Linked DNA regions of Homo sapiens: region 1 is linked to region 2. A link is an interaction called in ENCODE POLR2A ChIA-PET data of the cell type or tissue named here. Cell type or tissue: Panc1. All regions are shown on one strand. Each heading gives the region's core, and the rest is flanking DNA. Links, peaks and the distances in the headings are about the cores only.

Region 1 (10,174 bases), core at 2,441-7,440, 71 kb before region 2:
TTTAAAATTACATGCTATTTTAATTCCACAGTTACAAAATTATTCTAGTTATTCTTTCATCTCTCCATATACATATATAGAGTTGTCTGGAATGCTGTTCACCCACCAGATATAAACAACGCATTTGGCTTCATTGTTGCTGACTTCATTGCAAAGCATTGCTTAAATTTTTATAATAAGCATTTTTATAAAAACAATGAAATCATTGCTTAAAATTGGAGATGAGAAGTGTTAGTTCACTTTTCTGTTTAGAAGTAAACATGGCCGGGTGTGGTGGCTCACGCCTGTAATCCCAGCTCTTTGGGAGGCCGAGGCAGGTGGATCACGAGGTCAAAAGATGGAGACCATCACAGCCAACATGGTGAAACCCTGTCTCTACTAAAAATACAAAAATTAGCTGGGCATGGTGGCACACGCCTGTAGTCCCAGCTACTCAGGAGGCTGAGGCAGGAGAATCGCTTGAACCCGGGAGGCAGAGGTTGCAGTGAGATCTTGCCACTGCACTCCAGCCTGGCGACACAGCGAGACTCCATCTGAAAAAAAAAAAAAAAAAAAAAAAAAAAGGAGGAAACACAGTACCCAGCATCTAATCTTTCCCAGACATTTAGGATGCTGAACTTCTTCAGGATTATGAAGGTCAGTAGCTGTTGTGCAGTATCTGTTGCTCATGAAAGAGGTGAGAAGTAGACTATGTGGCTACCGAATCGGGATGACAAAAATATTTTAAATGATGACCGCATATTAACATACAGTCTACCATCCTTTCCTCTTGTTTTTTATTTATTTTTTTTCTTAGCAGGTAGAGGCTCTTTATGTTTAATTAAGGATTTTGATTAATTGAATTGGTATTTTTCAATAGTGTATGTAACTGGTTGAGAATCATTAATATTGTACAGTGTTAGAGCATAGTAGCTTTGATCGTCATTTAAATACAACTGTTTCCTTGCCCAGCAATTATACACCACTATCATGAATCAGATAAGAACACAAATCTGGAAAGAACTTGCAGTCCCCTGGTAAATACTTCATGAAGGCAATGGGAGCTTGCCAATTAGACAATCATCTCTGCATAAGATATATTTCCAACGAGTAACTGCATTATACAGTCCTTAGCACATTATGCCCCTCGGGATATGATGATAATTGACTGTGTCACAGAAGAAACAATTTTGAAGAAACTGGGACTAAGCTGATTATCAACTGAATCTTTAGAACGGGGTTAGCAAATGATGGCCCAAGGGCCAAATCTGGCCCGCTGCCTAATTTTGTCCAGTGTATGAGCTAAGAATGGTTTTCAAGTTTTAAGTGACTGGGGAAAAAAATCAAAAGTAGAATAACATTTCTGACATGTAAAAATTATATGAAATTCAGATTTCCTGTCCCTGAAGTTGTATCAGAACATAGCAGATTCATTCATTTATACATTGTCTGCAGCTGCTTTTGCACCACAGTATCAGAGTTGAGTAGTTGTGACACAGAAGATAAGAGAAGAAAATACTGACTATCTGACTCTTTATAGAAAAAGTTTGCTGACCCCTCCTTTAGACTCAGGTACAAGTTATTTGTGTGCATGTCTGCTTATGAATGGATAATGCTTTTGTGTTAGAAATACATCTGGCCAGTTGATGTGGCCATCAAAGGAGGTGCAATACTTCATATTCTTCTATTTTCCTCACTCCCTTCTCAAAGTCAAAAGAAAGCTATTGAGTGAGAAAAATTAAGAGTATTGGAAGGGACCATAAGAAAAATCATGGTAACAGAAAAGACCTACACATTACCTCCGAAGCTTGTAAATTACTAACTCTAATTTTAAGCCCTAAAATCAGATTAGCTCTCTACTTTTTAAAATTTGAAATTATTTATTCTCTGTGTCTGAGAAATATTTTGAGAGGCAAGAGCATTTGTTCTTGTGACTCTTACAAGATACAGTGGCTGGCCGGGCACGGTGGCTCACGCCTGTAATCCCAGCACTTTAGGAGGCCGAGGCAGATGGATCACGAGGTCAGGAGTTCAAGACCAGCCTGGCCAAGATGATGAAACCCCATCTCTACTAAAAATACAAAAATTAGCTGGGCATGGTGGCAGATGCCTGTAATCCCAGCTACTCAGAAGGCTGAGGCAGAGAATTGCTTGAAGCTGGGAGGCGGAGGTTGCAGTGAGCCGAGATCGCACCACTGCACTCCAGCCTGAGTGACAGAGCAAGACTCCATCTCAAAAAAAAAAAAAAAAAAAAAAATTAAATACAGTAGCACACCAGATGGAGTCTCTTTGTTCAGTGCTATCACCATATTGAATGGTGCTCTTTGGTGTATGCTTGCATTCAGTTGTAGATACGATATAATGCATGATTGGATAATAGGAAATACCTTTTAGTAGAATGTATGATTCTTGATAGGATATCCTGCCCATTGGCTTTGACAGTTGAATTAACCTATTTGGCTGACATTGACCCTCCTACTGACCACGATATATAAGAAAATATGAAATTAATATAAAAGCTATCTTGTACTGGTAGCAAGATAGCTACTGGTAGGAAACATTAACAATAGCATCGTAAAATATAGAATTGAAAATGTGAGTCATTTTGCTTTTAAATCTCTATCATGTACATGACTGACTTCAGTTGTTCTCTCTCCTCCCTTTTGTTCTGTTTCAGAGGTTGAAGGCTGCATTGACTCACCACCCTGCTGCCATGTCAAATGGGAACATGAACACCATGGGACACATGATGGAGATGATGGGCTCCCGGCAGGACCAGACGCCACACCATCACATGCACTCGCACCCGCATCAGCACCAGACACTGCCACCCCATCACCCTTACCCACACCAGCACCAGCACCCAGCACACCATCCTCACCCTCAACCCCATCACCAGCAGAACCATCCACATCACCACTCCCATTCCCACCTTCATGCACACCCAGCACATCACCAGACCTCGCCACATCCGCCCCTGCACACCGGCAACCAAGCACAGGTAGACCTTTTCCGTGATCTCTTTCCCCTTCTTATTCTCCTTCTTAACAGTGCAAGCTCTAATGCTGGGGTCATTTGCAGCAATCTTGTTTGACAAGCCCAGGTGTTCTATCTCACATTCTAGGGGCTCTGTTTATCTCCTAGGAGGCAAGCCTTACCCATAAGACCCTACCAGATCATAATTTCTATAAATAATACACTAAAAAATATCAGGTCTAGTCTCTAAGGGCAAGCATAAACTTTAAGTTCTCCAAAATCTATTTTTGCAGTGTGTCAGAAAGTTAGCCCCTCTCAAAAGTAATATGAATCAATGGATTAGGAAGAACTTAAGCTTGTGAAGAAAGATGTGAATTAAGAATGAGAAAAACGAGTTAATTCTAACCCTGGTTCTAGCTGCTATGTTTTAAAACATCATAGAGACTCAATTTTGTCACCTGTAAAATGGAAGTTAAATACAACAGGCAATCTTCTGAGTAACAGTGAATGTTAAAAATCTAAAGAGTAACAATTCAAGGCAGACAAAGAAGCTCCATCATGGATGCTAGGGCGTAAGGTGCTGTGTAAATGGTGAAGAGAGGTGACTCATCCCCCTGAATGAGAAATGCGTTGGAGGGAACAGAAAGAGAGCCAAGTTCTGTAGATGATCAGACCAAGAGAAAGGCCAAATCCCAGTGGGTGAGAGTCACCAGGAGTGGCTGCAAAGAAAGCCAGCATTTAGACAAAACTGAAAGAGGGTTGGGGGACCAGGCAGACATTATGTCACCCACGGCCAAGAAGAGAGGCGAGTCCTGTACTGGAGTGAGTTTTAGTAAGTGGATGAAGGGCATGTCCAGGAGCATGGCTGGGCCTAGACACTTTGGATCCTCAAGCAGAATGACTTTCATCCATACCTTCCACCCAGTCCACACTGCCAGCTTCCAACCAGCTGAATCAGAAGGGTGTCGGAAGCATGGAACCGCCAAAAAACACTTATTCACTGTCTCCTCTGTCATCTGCCTCTGGAGACGTGACTTTATACCCGGCAGCTTTTTGAACTCTTGAGCCCCCCTCCATTAACATGCACCAAACCTGGACAGCCATCCACAGAATGGGTCAGGCACAAGCAACTCTCGAAGCTATTCATTAGATAAACTGTCTTTTGCAAGGTTCTTAGAGGTGTTCTACATTGTGAATAAGAATTGAGCATTAGAATGAGATAACCTTAATTTTTTTCCTGCCTTCCTCACTGTGTGATTGTGAACAGAAACAACCTCTCTACCCCTCAGTTTTCCCATCTGTAAAATGGGGCTGGGTAATAGTAGACTAAACTCCTAGGCTCTTATGAGTATTAAATAAGAGAATCTCTGTAAAGCCCTTGACACAGTGTTCAAAATATGTTATTCCAAACCAGTAGAAGTTTAGCAAATTGTATAGCAATCAAATGCTATCCAGAGAACATTTTTAGTCACATTTTTAGTCAAACGCCATACTAGAACATGTATTTAGAAAGAAAAAAAAAAACTACAAAGTCAATGATGGGCAAATTGATTCACATTTGTACTTAGTTTATAAGGAAACGAGAACATCAAGGTTTGGTTGCCTTTATGGGCAAGTTATTTCACAGAGCAAGTTATATAACAATTCTTTGAATATAAAAGCCATTCACTAGCTAATTACCAATTAGCCAATTGCCCTCTGTTTCAAGTCAGTAAGTGGCCAATAGTATATGCAATTAGTTAATTGCTATTATAATTAGCTTTATGAACAGTTGCTTTTTTTAATTGTATGCTAAAAAGAAAGAGCCCAGGTTGGTCTTGCTAAAATTTGAACCAGATCATTTAGGCAGTATCCCAAAATACCACTCTTAAATTGTATTAACTTGGCTGATTACTGAGATCTTGCCATTTTGCTTAATTGTATGATTATCTGAAAGTAGGAATAGAATCCTTTGAACTCTGAGATTCTAAGGTGATTTGGAATAAAATCTGCCTTTTTGAAATTATAATTTATTACTTTTGATCAAAATTTTCAGAGCATCTATGCCAAGAGAATTCTGCTTTAAAAATAAAATTACAAGCGACAATAATTACCAGGTATACAAATTCTGGTTTTAGGGTTGTATTTGCATTTTCTCCTGGCTTCTTGTGCTCCTCCTGCATGTAAGGATGTGATTGTAGAGTGCTGGTTTCAAGGAATTTCTCTTAATCAATCCTGAACCTAATTACACCTGAAACCACGTCACTTATGCCTTTGGGTGAAGGCACAGGAAAAGTATCATGGGTTACAGGTTGATTAAACTTAGGGTAGGAGGATACAGAATTGAAAGATAAGTCCCTGCAATGGAGATTAAAAATCAATTTTTTCCTATTTGAGGGTTTTGTCTGGGGCTGGCAATAAGAGATTATAATTCACAAAAGGAAACAGTTAAAGGCAAAAATATCCGAGCAGTTAGCACATTCCCTCTTAATGCTTTTCTTTGCAGTAGTTAGCTCAGGAATTAGCATCTGGAATGACAAGTGCTAAGCCCCTGCCAATAACAAGGATGACGCCTTCACTAGCAACTCTGATGAGTAAGACCTTAGACAGTTAATTTATTTTGTTATTCCTCTATAATCGGGAGGAAAAGAGTCACCAACAAACAAACAGTTCTAGAAAATGTCTTTGCTGGCCTGGTGCGGTGGCTCACGCCTGTAATCTCAGCACTTTGGGAGGCTGAGGCGGGTGGATCACGAGGTCAGGAGTTCAAGACCTGCCTGGCCAAGATGGTGAAACCCTGTGTCTACTAAAAAACTACAAAAATTAGCCAGGCATGGTGGCAGGCACCTGTAATCCCAGCTACTTGGGAGGCTGAGGCAGGAGAATCGCTTGAACCTGGGCAGCAAAGGTTGCAGTGAACCGAAATCGCGCCACTGCACTCCAGGCTGGGCGACAGAGAGAGACTCCGTCTCAAGAAAAAAAGAAAATGTCTTTGCTTTGCATAAAATTACTAAGATGCAGTTCAACCTCAACCCTGGGCCTGATTCTTTTACAGTTAGTCATAGATGGTTTGATAGAGTTTTGGATTAAAATACATCACCATCAGTCAACTGATGTCAACCAGTAGCCATTATTAGTGCAATTACAGTCATTCTGATTGATTTCAATCATAGTGCTGCAATGTGGTAGAAAAGATTGTTGAGCTTCATTTTTAAAACTTTTGGCCTGTTATTTCTGCAGGTTAAATGTCTCTTGTAAAACAACTTTATAGGTATTACCGTCATAAACCTGAGTGACTAAGAAATGGGAGAGGAAAAAAAAAAACACCTTTTATTGAGAATGAAGAAGGAGGAAGGAGTGAAGTGCATGAGGGAAAGCATTAGGTGTCCAGACATATAAAGAAAAGAGTCAGGTGTAGAAATTTCACAAGGTGCTGTGTGTCTGCCTTATGAATAGAAATAAAGCTCTATGTGTGGGGGTCTCCAAGCCTTAGATGTTGCTGAGTCCCACACAGACCTTGCAAGGACTCTATAAGCATAGTAAAACTTTTTAATAAAGTGCTTTGCCACTCAGGATTTCCTTCTAATGTAACTGTATGGTAATGCACAAGCAACTCTCACTATCTCACACACACACAGTGTGACAGGGCTCAGTGCTGCTTCAGGCATCAATTTAATGCTTTCAAAGGCCCAGCTTCCCAATCACCTAGAAAGCTCTCCTGGATCTCCTTTCACCCTGGTGAGCGCTCTGAGGGGCAGGCAGGCCCGGCTGGAGTATGCAGGTCCAGCTAGTCCTCTGCATTAAGAACTGTGTAATAGTCAAAATAGGATTTCATCTGCTTTCCTGGCTTCATGGGCTTCTTTTCATAGGAGTCACAGTGGCAACGATGTCCCAGAGGTATGTTAGGAACACAATTTTACCACTATTAGAATGAAAGGAGCCCACAACCTGCTCAGAGGTTTTCTGTAGATGACAGATGAGTCATCCATATTGTGATAATAACCCTGACCTTTCTGTTTTCACCCTGTAGCCATACATTGGCTATTTTAAAGTTGTTCATTTGTTTTTGTTTTTGTTTTAGAGACAAGGTCTTGCTCTGTTGCCCAGGCTGGAGTGCAGTGGCACGATCATAGCTCATGGCAACCTCAACCTCCTGGGCTCAAGCAAGCCTCCCACCTCAGCCTCCTGAGTAGCTAGGACTACAGGCATGCGCCACCATGCCTGGCCAATTTTTCCTTTTTTTTTTTTTTTTTTTTTTTTTTTTTGTAGAGACAGGGTCTTGCTATGTTACCTAGGCTGGTCTCAAACTCCTGGCCTCAAGTGATCCTCCCGCCACACCTGGCCCTTACTTTAAAGTTTTTAAACACACCGTCAGTAAAACATTTTTAATAGTTGAAGGAGAAAAATAAATGTTTCCTCTACCATGATTCGGCCAAATGCCTGTCAGGGAAAAATCCATCTGACTACATCTTTTCACGAGTCATTCCTATATCTTGCCAACACATCATAGAATATAGGTCAGTGATGCTTTTCCTTTTCTTTCATGAGTGTGATTTCATCGTCTGTTTCATTCATAGGAGGCAAGTCTCATATGCTGACTGAAACGATAGACTTTCTGTGCTTTGCTTTTTAACATCAGCTTGGGTTTCTTCCCTTACCTAACCACGTCCTTCCCTATCCCCATCACCTCCTCCCTCTCTGGCCCAGCAGGTTTCACCAGCAACACAACAGATGCAGCCAACCCAGACAATACAGCCACCCCAGCCCACAGGGGGGCGCCGGCGAAGGGTGGTAGACGAGGATCCGGACGAGAGGCGGCGGAAATTTCTGGAACGGAACCGGGCAGCTGCCACCCGCTGCAGACAGAAGAGGAAGGTCTGGGTGATGTCATTGGAAAAGAAAGCAGAAGAACTCACCCAGACAAACATGCAGCTTCAGGTGCAGCCCACGGTGTCTTTCCCCGCGACTCAAAGGCCCTCTGCTCCACGGGCATTTCCGGCCCTGACAGGCACTTGTTGACCTAAGCAGTGATACCACACACTTAGTCCACAGAGGAGCCGCAGCCCCACTCCTCGAGTTTTATTAATTCCAGGACACCCTGCAAAACAAAATTAACCATTCAGTTTTCAATCAATTTGCCCACAAAGCTCTGAGAAGGGGGGACCTACCCCACTAAGTTGTAGGGGTGGGAGAACAGGCTTTAATCCGACAGAGATCCAAACCATGGTTCAGCAATTACTTGCTAGGCTTAACTCTCTGGCTCTCAGTTTCTTCCTCTACAGAATGGGAATAATAACTTTATAGAGTTGTTACGTTAGGAGCAATAAACAAACTAATGTCTCCAAAGCAGTTGCCCAGTGCCTGGCCCATAACAAACCTTCAGCTGAAAAGGAGCTTTTCATTAATTATATTCACTAGGTTGAGGGGGTTGCCTTGGCTTATACTTGATTATCTCTATTTTTGTTTCATGGAAGAAAGAAAGGTTGATGGTCATTATGTAGCTCTGAAAGAAAAGGCATGTTTTCATCTCATTTGCCAACTCACCAAGATTTGAATCTTGCTTAATTTTTGCTTTTTATGAATGTCTTAACTGGGGAGATTTTATAATGAGGCCCAGAAGTGTCTGGGAGTGTCTAAGAGGAAAGGAAGGAACTCTAGTACCCAGGCTTCTCCAATAGACTTTATAGATTATAATGATGCAGTTCAGAGCATTTGTTCTAATGTTAAAAATATGTGCACTATTTATCAGCAGAAAAAAAAAAAGGCAAGTAAATAGACATGTATGCAACCCACAGTCCAGGGATAGCATTAAGAGTTGTGGATTATACTCCAGTGCTTCCAGAAGCTGAGAGAATGGCCAAAGAGAGTGGGGCAGGGAGGAAATTACCCTACATAGTGAGACTGCATTTTAAGAGTTCATGGGGTCCGGGCGCAGTGGCCTACACCTGTAATCCCAGCACTCTGGGAGGCTGATCACTTTGGGAGGTGGCTGGATCACTTGAGGTCAGGAGTTTGAGACCAGCCTGGCCAAGGTGCAGAAACCCCGTCTCTACTAAAAACACAAAAAAAAATTGCCAGGTGTGGTGGTGCATTCCTGTAGTCCCAGCTACTCAGGAGGCTGAAGCAGGAGAATGGCTTGAATGCAGGAGGGAGAGGCTGTAGTGAGCCAAGATCGCACCACGGTACTCCAGCCTGGGCAACAGGGTGAGACTGTCTCAAAAAAATAAATAAAAAGAGTTAATGACTAGGCATTGGTAGGTCACTTTTATCTTCTTCCCACACCTAGTTCTCTGTGCATCCTTAGAAAGGAACAGTTAGGGTGCCAAACCCCAAAGCCTTTGCATATCCAGTTTCATTAAATGGAGATGGCTTGGGGTTTCCAGTGTACAAATTGAAAGTATATAAGGAAAGCATGTGTTGTATGAGGGCCTGAATTTCATAATTTATGGATGTTCATTTTTCCCCCTAAATGTGTCATTCTTTTTGTGATAGACATGATGAGAAAGAAACTGGGAAACATATAGCAGATGTGAGGAAAATAAGATAATGATTCCCCCACTAACTTGTATGCCGCGGGAAGATTGGGACTGTCTCTTACTACTCCCTCCGCCCACTATCTATCTATCTGCTGTTTATAGTGTAGTGTCTACACTCAGTAACTTATTTGTTGAATAAATGAATGGGTTCCCCTGTTTATAGTATAGTGTCTACACTCAGTAACCATTTGTTAAATAAATGAATGAATTCCTCATAGCTGGAGTGTCTAAGAATTGGCTGCTTGACCACTTGGCAAGGATGTGATTGCAGGGAGTCAAGCCACCAGAGAAATGGCTGGACTCAACCACCTTTAAAGCCACTTGTAGAATCTGACAGGCACAGTAGTATCTGAAAAACTTTTAGGTAGAATGTGGTTAAGCATTTTTCTTTTTTGAGACTTGTCTCAAAAAAGACAGACCTCACTCCATTGCCCAGGCTGGAGGGCAGCTTACTGCAACCTTGACCTCCTGGACTCAAGTGTTCCTCCCACCTCAGCCTCCCAAGGTGCACACCGCCATGCCTGGCTAATTTTTTTTCTCTAGAGACAAGGTCTTATTATCTTGCCCAGGCTGGTCTCAAACTCCCAGGCTCAAGCAACCCTCCCACCTCGGCCTACAAAAGTGTTGGGATTATAGGTGTGAGCCACTATGCCCAGCCAAGCATTTTTAACATTAATAATCATATTTTAATTTTGATGTGTATT
Region 2 (10,174 bases), core at 3,233-8,232:
AATAAAGATATTGCTTCCAACCTCAGAGGTTTCTTGGGAATTTACAAGTAATAGCATCTAAGATGCATGATTAGCTTCTAATTGAGACTAAGATGGTATCATTCTCTGGAATAACCGATTTACACTTAATACAGACCGTGAGAATTTCGAAAATTCTTCTTTTTTTAAAGTAACAAATCAGCTCCAGTTTCTACCCTTTATTGCAAGCTGAGAGTTAAAAAAAAAAAAAGAAAAAAAAAAAACAGAAAGAAAGAAACCTCCCAGGCTGACACTCCCCATCTGCTACTCTAGGCATTTTTGCCCATCTGATATAAAATGCCAGCAAGGAAGTCCTCAAAGCCAGCCCAATGGCTCCATAAAATATAGTCTTCTTGTCACCCTTAGTGTTTAAATCATTTGTTGTCAAACTGGGTGGCTTTCAGAGTTGACATTTACTGCTGTTTGCTGCAAAAGAGATTACAGCCTCAAGGAAAGGGCCAGAACTGTCATTAGCACTGCCAACTATGAGAACAAAGACCCTGGTTAATTTTTTTTGACTGTTGCTGTCCTGTAGTTCTCAAGTGATGGATTTTCAACAAGAGACACTCATGAAGTGTTTACTCAGTGGTCCCAATAGTCTCATGTATATACAGACACTCAGGCCCACACAAACAAAGAAATTTTAAAAGATCCTTTACTTTCCCTCTCCTAACCCCCATCTCTCACTCTCTTTCACTTCTTCCTCTTTCCAAAGTCTCTAGGTTAGCTCCAATATGGATATGCCCTTCATGCATGAGGAATTCATACCAGTAGTCAGAATGAATTTAAAGAAGCTTTCAAAGATTTAATTCAACAAAGATGTATCAAGTGTTATTTATGTTTATGACGCTATGACAATTGCTCCAGAGGACACCAAAATGAGTCTCTTCCCTCAAGAAAAAGAAAACTAATATTTATCAAGCATTCCTATGAAACCGAGCATTTCCTATTTGTCACTTCCTGCTATTCTCAAGGCAACTCTGTGAAATAGGTACTACGATTTCCACATCAGGAAACAGAAGCCCAGTCAGGTTAAGGGGTTTGCCCAAGCTCACACAGCTAGTAAGAGGTAAAGCCGACAGTTACCCCAGGTATATCTGACTCAAGTCCATGATTTTTCTATACCACATCCTTGAGGGAGCTCACAAAGAAGGGATATAGAGTTATGGAAATATAGAAATGCAAGTATATATAAAACTGTAATACAAAGTAGATTATAGGAAATTGTGTAAGAAATGTTGAATCAAGGGATTATAAAGAAATCCAACATATGATTGATATGGTAGATGCTATGATAATCCCCTTTCAGTAAGTGCCCATCCCAGCTGCTGGGAGTGCTTGGGGCATATGACTTTTAGCTGTCAGCCCCTTCAGGGAATGTCCCATCTGCAGAGAGCCACCTTGTCCAAGGTCATGCCCCTTCTTGAGAAGCCCACAGCCCTGACTGATTGATACAGAAGTAAAAGGCTTGATGACCTAGGCTCACTCGGGACACTTCTTAAGGACCACTCCAGCTCCCGATCTCCCCATGTGTCATCTGCATCTGTGGTTCATTGTAGCTCCTGCTTTCTTCTTCTCTCTTCCACAGGTGTTGAGCCAAGGGCATTCCTGAGTGTGAAACTTTAGCTCAGAGATTGCTTCCGTGAGAACTCAACTCATGAGAGTTGGGTAGAAAATTATTCACAGTAAAGGTGCTGCATAAAGTAGGCCTTGGGTACAAAGTAGGATTTCAACACAACAGCCAGGTAGTTATTTTCAGAAAAGCAGTTTCTACTGTTCTGTGGAAGGTCTTGAAGACTAGATGAGTCTGTACACAGTGGAGAAATCAAGATCCACTGAAGGCTTTAAGCAGAGGCATCACATGAAGCAGGCTGTGCCTTGGAAAAATGGTGTGGTCATACTATTAGGCTGAATAATGAGGATGGAAGCAAAAGTCCAGGAGGCCATGGAGGAGACAGTGGTCCAGATAATTTCCATCATCAGAGCGTTAGGCTTTCAGGCAGAAAACAGGTTTGAATCCTGGCTCTGCCACTTCCTCTGAGAGATTTTGGGAAGTCACTTAATTCCTCCAAATCTCACTTTCTTTCTCTGCCAACTAAAATAATATTTATAGTGTGCAATGTGTGGGAGTTTGCAAAGCATTAACACACATACACACACACACTCACACACACACACACGCACACACACGCACATATAAATCCCTAAACAAACATAAGTTCTAGTTGTGGAGATAAAGAGGGGTGACCTAGAGCAGTGGTTGGCAAATTCAGTTAGCCTGGGGTTTTTTTTTGTAAATAAAATTTTACTGGAACATAACCATATCCATTCATTTAGATTTCATCCGTGGCTACTTTCAAGCTACAATGGCAGAGATGAGTGGTTGCAATCAAGACCATATGGACCCACAAAACCCAAAATATCTGCGATCTGGCCCTTTCCATAAAGAGTTTGCCACCTCCTGATCCTGAGTATCATAACAGAAGTAAAAAGAGGTGACTGATATAAAGGATAGAACAGGGGTAAAATCTATAAGACCCAGCAACGCTCGGGATTAGGGAAACAGAATGACATGAAAAAGAACAAATAACTCTGGGATTTCCACTGGGGTCCTCGTGAGAGTGGTATTGTCTTAACCCCACTGAATAAATTAAGAAGGATAGTTTCATTTAATGACTGGTGCATTTTGAATTTCAGATGCTAGTAAAACTGTTCAGCAGGCAGATGAAAATGTGAATTTGGTTCTTTGGCAAGAGCTCAGAGATGTTTTCATTTTTGGAACAGTGTACATAGACATGAAAAAATAATGAAAAACTGGTGATTCTGTGGGCAATATAAATAATCTCAATTTTAATCTCCCACTTTTAAATGGATCAAGTTCTGTCTTACATTTGAGAAGTTATCCAAAGGTTTTAATGCTTAAAATTGGAGAGTTAAGGTAAGACTTTGCTAATTATTATCATACAAGCAGAAAATGAGAAAAGGGCAGTGATATTTTATTGTTGCTAGAAAGGAAATGTTTTAGAACCTGGCAAAGGCCCCTGCAATGGAGGGCATTTGACTATGTTGCTGACACTAAGCCACATTTGAAATTCATTGTTCAACGGCTGCACACTAGCACGTCCCAAGTGATGTGGGTCCCGTGAGATATTGAACAGTTTTCTACAAATCAAAGGATTTCAAAGTTAAACCAGATTAAAGAAATTTAAAGCTGTCTTTATTGTGGGACTTCTCAGATCCTTTAGTATGGTAATAAGCATTGGGAATACCCCAATGCCCCAAGAGGTAGACACAGTAAGAAGATAAGAAAAGTAAGGTTTAAAGCAGTCACTTGCCCAGGATTACACAGTTATTAAGAAGGAGAGCCAGGAGTCAAATTTAGAAAATCTGCTTCAGAGTTCTCAGCAATGACACTCACCTACCAACCCAGCTTTATTGGGATATAATTGACAAATAAAAAGTGCATATATTTAAAGTGTACAACGTACTGTTTTGATATATGTATATGTTGTGAGATGATTACCACAATCAAGCCTACCCATAACCTCATCTACTTACCTTTTCTGTGCTCGTATTTGGTGAGAATACTTAAGATCTACTCTCTTAGCAAATTTTAAGTAAACAAAACACTATTATAATATTATCTCTAATTACCAGGCTGTACATTTGATCTCTATAACTTATTCATCTTATAACTGAAAGTCTGTACCCTTTGACCAAAAGTTTGTACCCTTGACACTTTCCTAATAATGATGGTGATAAGAGAGGATAATGATGTGTTGGTGAAAACTGTCATTACTGCCGAGCAGTCCCTGTAATACTTGATGTCCCTTGAAAAGCTGTGGTAATTCTTACACCAGGGTATCAGTTACCTGGTGTCAAAACAATGCTGTGTCAACCACCCAAAACTCAGTAGGATACAATAACAAGCATGTATTCAGTCTAATGCATCTGCAGGTTGGCTGGGATAGCTTTGCTGATCTCATTTGTGTTTGACTTCAGGCTGCAGATCCAAATTAGGTCTGCTCTGTAGAGCTCTCATTTGTCTGAGACCAGCCACTGGGACCAGTGGCATATCTGTGATGCCTCCATTTGTGTCACACCTGCAATATTCATTGGCCAAAGCAAGTCACATGCCTGGACCCAAATCAAAGGGCAGGGATGTATACCTCTAGAGGAGAAATCTGCAAAGTAACAAGGCAAAAACTATGCATACAAGAAAGGGAGAAGAAATGGAAGCCATTATTCCATCTACCACGACCCATGTGTAAAATTCATCATGGGAATATGCAATAAAAATTTAATCTATGCTGTTTAAATAATCCACAGAGCCTTGGCACTATGAATTCAAGTTCAGATAATGCATTATATGACAATAAACTTTTATTCATCTTATCCCAACTTATTTTCAGAATCTGCCCAAGCCTAGGCTAAATAAGGTATGTACTCTAGGAATATAGCTCTAAGGATTAGCTAAATGAATTAGTAAGTGGTCAAGTCCTTTGGTTCAAGCATCAGAATTATTCACTTGGCCTCTCTGTTAATGCTTCTATGGCTCTCAGGCTGCCACACTTGGGTGCTGCTCTTCCATCACCCCTCCCAGGCCAGCAGGACTTAAGGTTTGAATCGAGGTTAAAGTTGTAGGAGACTAGATATGGCCCACTTGCTTGTGTGTGCATGAGAATCCCTGAGCCTGAGAGGGCTGTCTGGGCCAAGGGTCCAGGGGAATGGTTAGAGAAGAGTGAAGAGCAGAAAACTGGCAAAATGAGCGGAGGGAGGAGGAGGGTTTAGTAAATAGACCCTGAAAGGAGTCCTCTGAGAAAATGAACGAAAGGAGGCTAACCTTTCTGTGAAGCTCTCGTGGCCTAGATCTCCAAAGGTTAAGGAAGTTGGAATAATATCTCTGAAACTGGCCGGGCGCAGTGGCTCACACCTGTAATCCCAGCCGTTTCGGAGGCCAAGGTGGGCGGATCACTTGAGGTAGCGAATGCGAGACCAGCCTGGCCAACATGGCGAAACCCTGTCTCTACTAAAAATATAAAAATTAGCTGGGTGTGGTAGTGCACACCTGTAATCCCAGTTACTAGGGAGACTGAGGCAAAAGAACTGCTTGAAGCCAGGGGGTGGACGGTTGCAGTGAGCCAAGTTCGTGCCACTGCATTCCAGCCTGGGTGACAGGGCAAGACTCTGTCTCAAAAAAAAAAAAAAAAATCTCTGAAACTTACAAGAGTCCTTGATGACTCTGATGATGGTGATAATGAATGAATGAAATATTTGATACATGAAAGAGAATATATATAGCATATATAAACTTTGAAAATATTATAAAATGAGCTTGTGACCTCGTCACTCAACTTAAACCACTATATTACATTTACTGGTATGCTCCGCCTCCTTCCTGAAGAAAACTACTATGATAATGTTGCACTTACTCTCTTGCTGTTTTTTAAAAATATTACATCCTGTATGTACATAGCCTTGAACAATGTGTTGCCTAGTTTTCCTCGTATTTGAGTTTTATAGAAGTGCTGTCATGGCATATCGTGGCACCTTGTCATCATTATGTTCCTGAAATTCTTTCGTGGTTTGGGAGCTGCTGAGTTTCATTCACTTTCACTGCTCCAGTATATGCTTTATTAGAAATACACCATAGTGTATGTATTTCTTCTCTTGTCCATAAACATTTAGGCTGTTCTGTGTTTGCTATTATGAACAATTTTGTTCTGAGCAAACTTCTATGTGTCTCCAGGAACACAGTGACCAAGAGTTTCTCTGGACTATGTAATTCAGAGTGGAGTTTCTGAGTTATAAGGTTTTCAACTATCGCTTGAAATTTTATTCCATAGTGGTTGTATCTGTTTATAAAGCCACTAGCAGAGGATGAGAGTTTTTGCTGAACCACAGTTTCATCAACACTGTGTACTACCAAAATTCTAAATGTTTGCCAATCAAGAAGATATAAAACAAATCCCATTATAGTTTTTATTTGTATTTCCCTGATTACTGATAAGGTTGAGCATCTTTTCACAGTTTAATTCACCATGTATGTTTCCTCTTCAGTGAACTATTTATTTCTTTTGCTTATTTTCTAATTTCTGTTAGTTTCTTTCTTATCAACTTATCATAGTCTGCTATTAATACTGAATATTAATCTCTTGCCAATTATGCGTGATATGAATATCTTGTCCCATTGAGTGGCTTTACCTTTCCACTCCTTTTTGAGTGACCTTTGGTAAACAGAAATGCCCAGCCTTGAGGTAGTCAAATGTATCAAACTTTTCTTTGTATGCGTGTGTGTCTTCTTTAAGGGATCTATTCCTTCCTCAAGTTTATAAAGATATTCTCTTTGTCTCCGAAAAGTCTTGAAGTTTTGCTTTGTGCAATCTATTGGGGATTTTTTTTTTTTTTTTTTTTTTTTTTTTTTTTTTTGCCTGTCATGTGAAGCAGGGATTCATTAAATATGTTATCTCAATCAACATATTTAATGAGAGAGACACTCTCACTCACTCACCTCCTTAGTCATCTGCAATGCCACCTCTTCCTCATATCAGATTGCCTCGTGTGTGAGATATTGCTGGGCCCTCTATGCTGTTGCATTGATCAGTGTGTCTTTCCCTGCACCAAAACCACACCATCGCAATTACTCTGGCTTTATAATAAGTCTTGATATCTGGTAGCTCTCCTGGTAACTGGGCTACAACTAGATTTTGAGGGAAAGAATGAGGTTCAAACATTCTAATTAAGAGAATGAGAGATAGAAAGATGTTAAGGGTTTAGGTCCACTGTTTATTTACAAATAATATCTATTATCTAACTTCTGCCCCTTACGACTGGTCTAAGGTAGCTGCCATTGGAAATACACACGAGTTACTTTAGCTGTTGCTTATACCCTATTATCAGGTCATTGAACTGTTGCTTTAAAACACAGATAATTCAGACTTCCCAGTGATTCAGATGAAGGTAGTGATTTGGTTTTCTGCTTTTGCTCCAAGACATCAGCTATTTTGCAAAAAATGATCAACACTTTCTGCTCCATTAGAAAATAAAGGCACGTGAAGATGTTAACTTCTGTGCTTATTCTGAAGGGGCTTTAATGCTAACATGTCTTGCATTTCTTCAGTATTATTTATATAGAACTTCATGTTTATAAAGCTAAGACAAGGTGCCTGGATGAACTGGAAGCTTTCTCAGGCGGGTCCTAGGAACTCTGCTATGAACTCTCTTGGCTCTCTATGGACCACACATTTTATAATTCATTCTGTATAAACAACACAAATCTTCTGAGCATTTTCTGTGCAGTGAATGTTGAATAAATTCTTTTCAGTGGTGACATTGACTCCTTAGGCTGTTTATTTGGACTTCCTCAGTAGAGATATATTCATACAAACCAAATAATCTTAAATGTTGTGCCCGGGATGTATTGTAAGTCATGTTTATGAATGGAGTTTTATATTCTCTATGAAGGTGCAGAAAGAGAATATAGTACACATAATGCTCAGTCCAGTCAGGTACATGGTAGAGTGCATAAAAAGTAGCCCTGGGCATGTGAAATGTGTATCTATAGAAATGCATATTTTAAAGAACTTTGAAAATTGGCTAGTGAAAAATATTAAAGTTGAAAAGATTGGCAATGTATATTTAAAAATCACTATCTACTAGAGGGAACATGAATATGGTTCAAGAGAGGGAATCAATAGTTAGTAAGGATAAAATGGATAAGAAAAGAAAATTGAAATACAGGCAGGAAATATATTCAGGCAAGAGAAGTGATGTAATGAAAAGAAAGCAGAATTGAAACCACAGCCTCTTCCATAACAAATGTAAGTGTTAAAATCATAGCGGATGATTTTTTCAGTAATTTTGGCTAGAGCAGGAAAAGGGGGTGTCTATAGAACAGCACTTTTAGTGTTTGCTGAGGTGGACAAAAGCAATCACAATTAATGAGCTCCAGCAGGGGGCAAAGGCAAACAAAGGAAGTTTGATTTTTGCTGTGATTACAAATTAAGAGTAGCTCAAAATCCGTTCTCTAAAGCTTGTTGGGTGCTCCCAGTTTCCCAGCTTCCCCTCCTCTCTACCCAGGTTCCCAGAGCACCCATAAACTCTCTTCCCTCTCCACTTGTAAAATATCCTTTCAGATCACACTTTTCTTGGTGCCCTGCAACCTAGGAAAATCTCTCCACTCAACAGTCTACCAGTAACACAAACTCTGCATTTAGGGACACATTGGCCACAATAAATTAGAAGGAAATTTTACCAAAAGAAAATAAGTATAATGTTTACATTTTTAGATCTGTATTTATAGATATAAATGCAAATGCAACTGATAAGGGATGGCAGTTATATAATAATCAAAATTCTTCAATATTATTTATAATTCTTGTATCAATAGAGTTGCAAGAGTTAGCAAATAAAATACACGATGCCCAGGTAAATAAATTGCAAAGAAACAGCTGTTTAGTATAAGTACATCCCATGCAATATTCAGGATGTACTAATACTAAAAAATTATTCATTGCTCTGTAGAGTACAACGAAAGCCCGGACATCTCACAGAATAAACAAAAATAGTTCTTAAAAGTTGAGGAAGCATCAATACTGTACATAATTCTACTTCAATATTTATATGCCTCTAACACCCACTAAGGTTCTTCAGGAATGTTCTCAGCTCTCTGAGACGGGATTTTCTCACCTTTCTCTCTCCTGGTCATTCAGGAGTCCCCAAAGCTTCTTGTCAACCCTAGATATTATCAGAGATTCTCTAAGGCTCCTTCTCATGCTTGTTGGTTCTAAGTGCAACTCTGTTGAGACCACAGACCTCTCTAGAAAGAGGCTGCTGGATTTGAGGCTCCTCCATTCAAAGGGCCAACCCTTTCCTGAGATTCCACCGCTTCTGAGCGCTCCAGCAGTCGCTGCCTTGCACATGGTTGGACCTCCCCAGTACAACGTTGAACACAGCAGTGACAGCAGATGTCCTTGTTTCATTTGCAATCTCACAGAGAAAGCTTTCAATATTTCTTTTTTCTTTTTTCTCTACCTCCAGGTTCAAACGATTCTCCTGCCTCAGCCTCCTGAATAGCTAAGATTACAGGTATGTACCACCACGTCTGGCTAATTTTGTATTTTTAGTAGAGACAGGGTTTCTCCATGTTGGTCAGGCTGGTCTCGAACTCCCAACCTCAGGTGATCCACCCATCTCGGCTTCCCAAAGTGCTGGGATTACAGGCATGAGCCACCACGCCCAGCCAAAGCTTTCAATATTTCTACACGGAGTTGGAGCTAGATTTTTTTTTGGAGATACACTTAATTAAATTTGCAAAGTTTCCTTCCATTCCTCATTTGCTAACAATTTTTATCAAGAATGGGGGCTTATTCTATCTAATATTTTTTCTGCAGCTATTGAGATGATCATTTGGGTGTTCTTCTTTATTCTGATAATGTGAAGAATTACATAGTTTTTCAAATACTGGTCTTGTATCCCCAGAAGAAACCCAAAGTGATCACAAAGAATCATTTTCTGATATTTTGCTGAGGATTTTGAAAATCTATTTTTATGGAAGAGGTGGGCCCATGCTTTTCTTTCTGCCTATCAGTTTCTGAAAGGGATTTGTTAAAATTTATACCTATGATTGTAGATATGGCTATTTCTATTTTTCAGTTCTGTTAATTTTTTTCCTTTTTTTTTTTTTTTTTTTTTTTTTTTTTTTTTTGGAGACAGAGTTTTACTCTGTCGCCCGGGCTGGAGTACAGTGGAGCGATCTCAGCTTACTGAAACTTCCACCTCCTGGATTCAAGCAATTCTCCTGCCTCAGCCTCCCGAGTAGCTGGGACTACAGGCGCCTGCTACCACGCCTGGCTAATTTTTGTATTTTTAGTAGAGTTGGAGTTTCACCATATTGGCCAGGCTGGTCTCAAACTCCTGACCTTGTGATCCACCTGCCTTAACCTCCCAAAGTGCTGGGATTACAGGCATAAGCCACCACACCCAGCCAATTTTTTCTCTTTCTACAGTGTAAGCCTATGTTATTTATTTCACACAAATTCAGGATTGAATTTGCTAGATCTTTGTCCTTATAAAATGTTCCTCTTTATCTCTAGTACTATCTCGTGTTGAAGTCCATTTTTCGTCAGAATAACTATCTTAGTTTTCATTATCTTAA

The links. Peaks named below come from ENCODE experiments on the same cell type or tissue, not always from the same donor. Only the 100,000 strongest peaks of a DNase experiment are listed, where the experiment ranks them.
Region 1: POLR2A ChIA-PET joins it to region 2 with 20 read pairs; 2 of 35 experiments call an interaction of 5 or more read pairs at or near these places.

What each region holds. Positions count from the first base shown.
Region 1 is chr7:28,801,543-28,811,716 of GRCh38, forward strand. CREB5 (cAMP responsive element binding protein 5) reads left to right here. Exons shown (of 11, transcript NM_182898.4): 8 at 2,657-2,980; 9 at 7,645-7,872. Among named protein-coding and RNA genes, the nearest start is that of TRIL, 150 kb to the right of the region's middle. In Panc1, for the core only: no CTCF peak of the experiment used is centred there; a DNase peak (open chromatin) is centred at 5,495.
Region 2 is chr7:28,871,424-28,881,597 of GRCh38, forward strand. No RefSeq gene overlaps it. Among named protein-coding and RNA genes, the nearest start is that of TRIL, 82 kb to the right of the region's middle. In Panc1, for the core only: no CTCF peak of the experiment used is centred there; no DNase peak of the experiment used is centred there; H3K27me3 peaks cover 612 bases.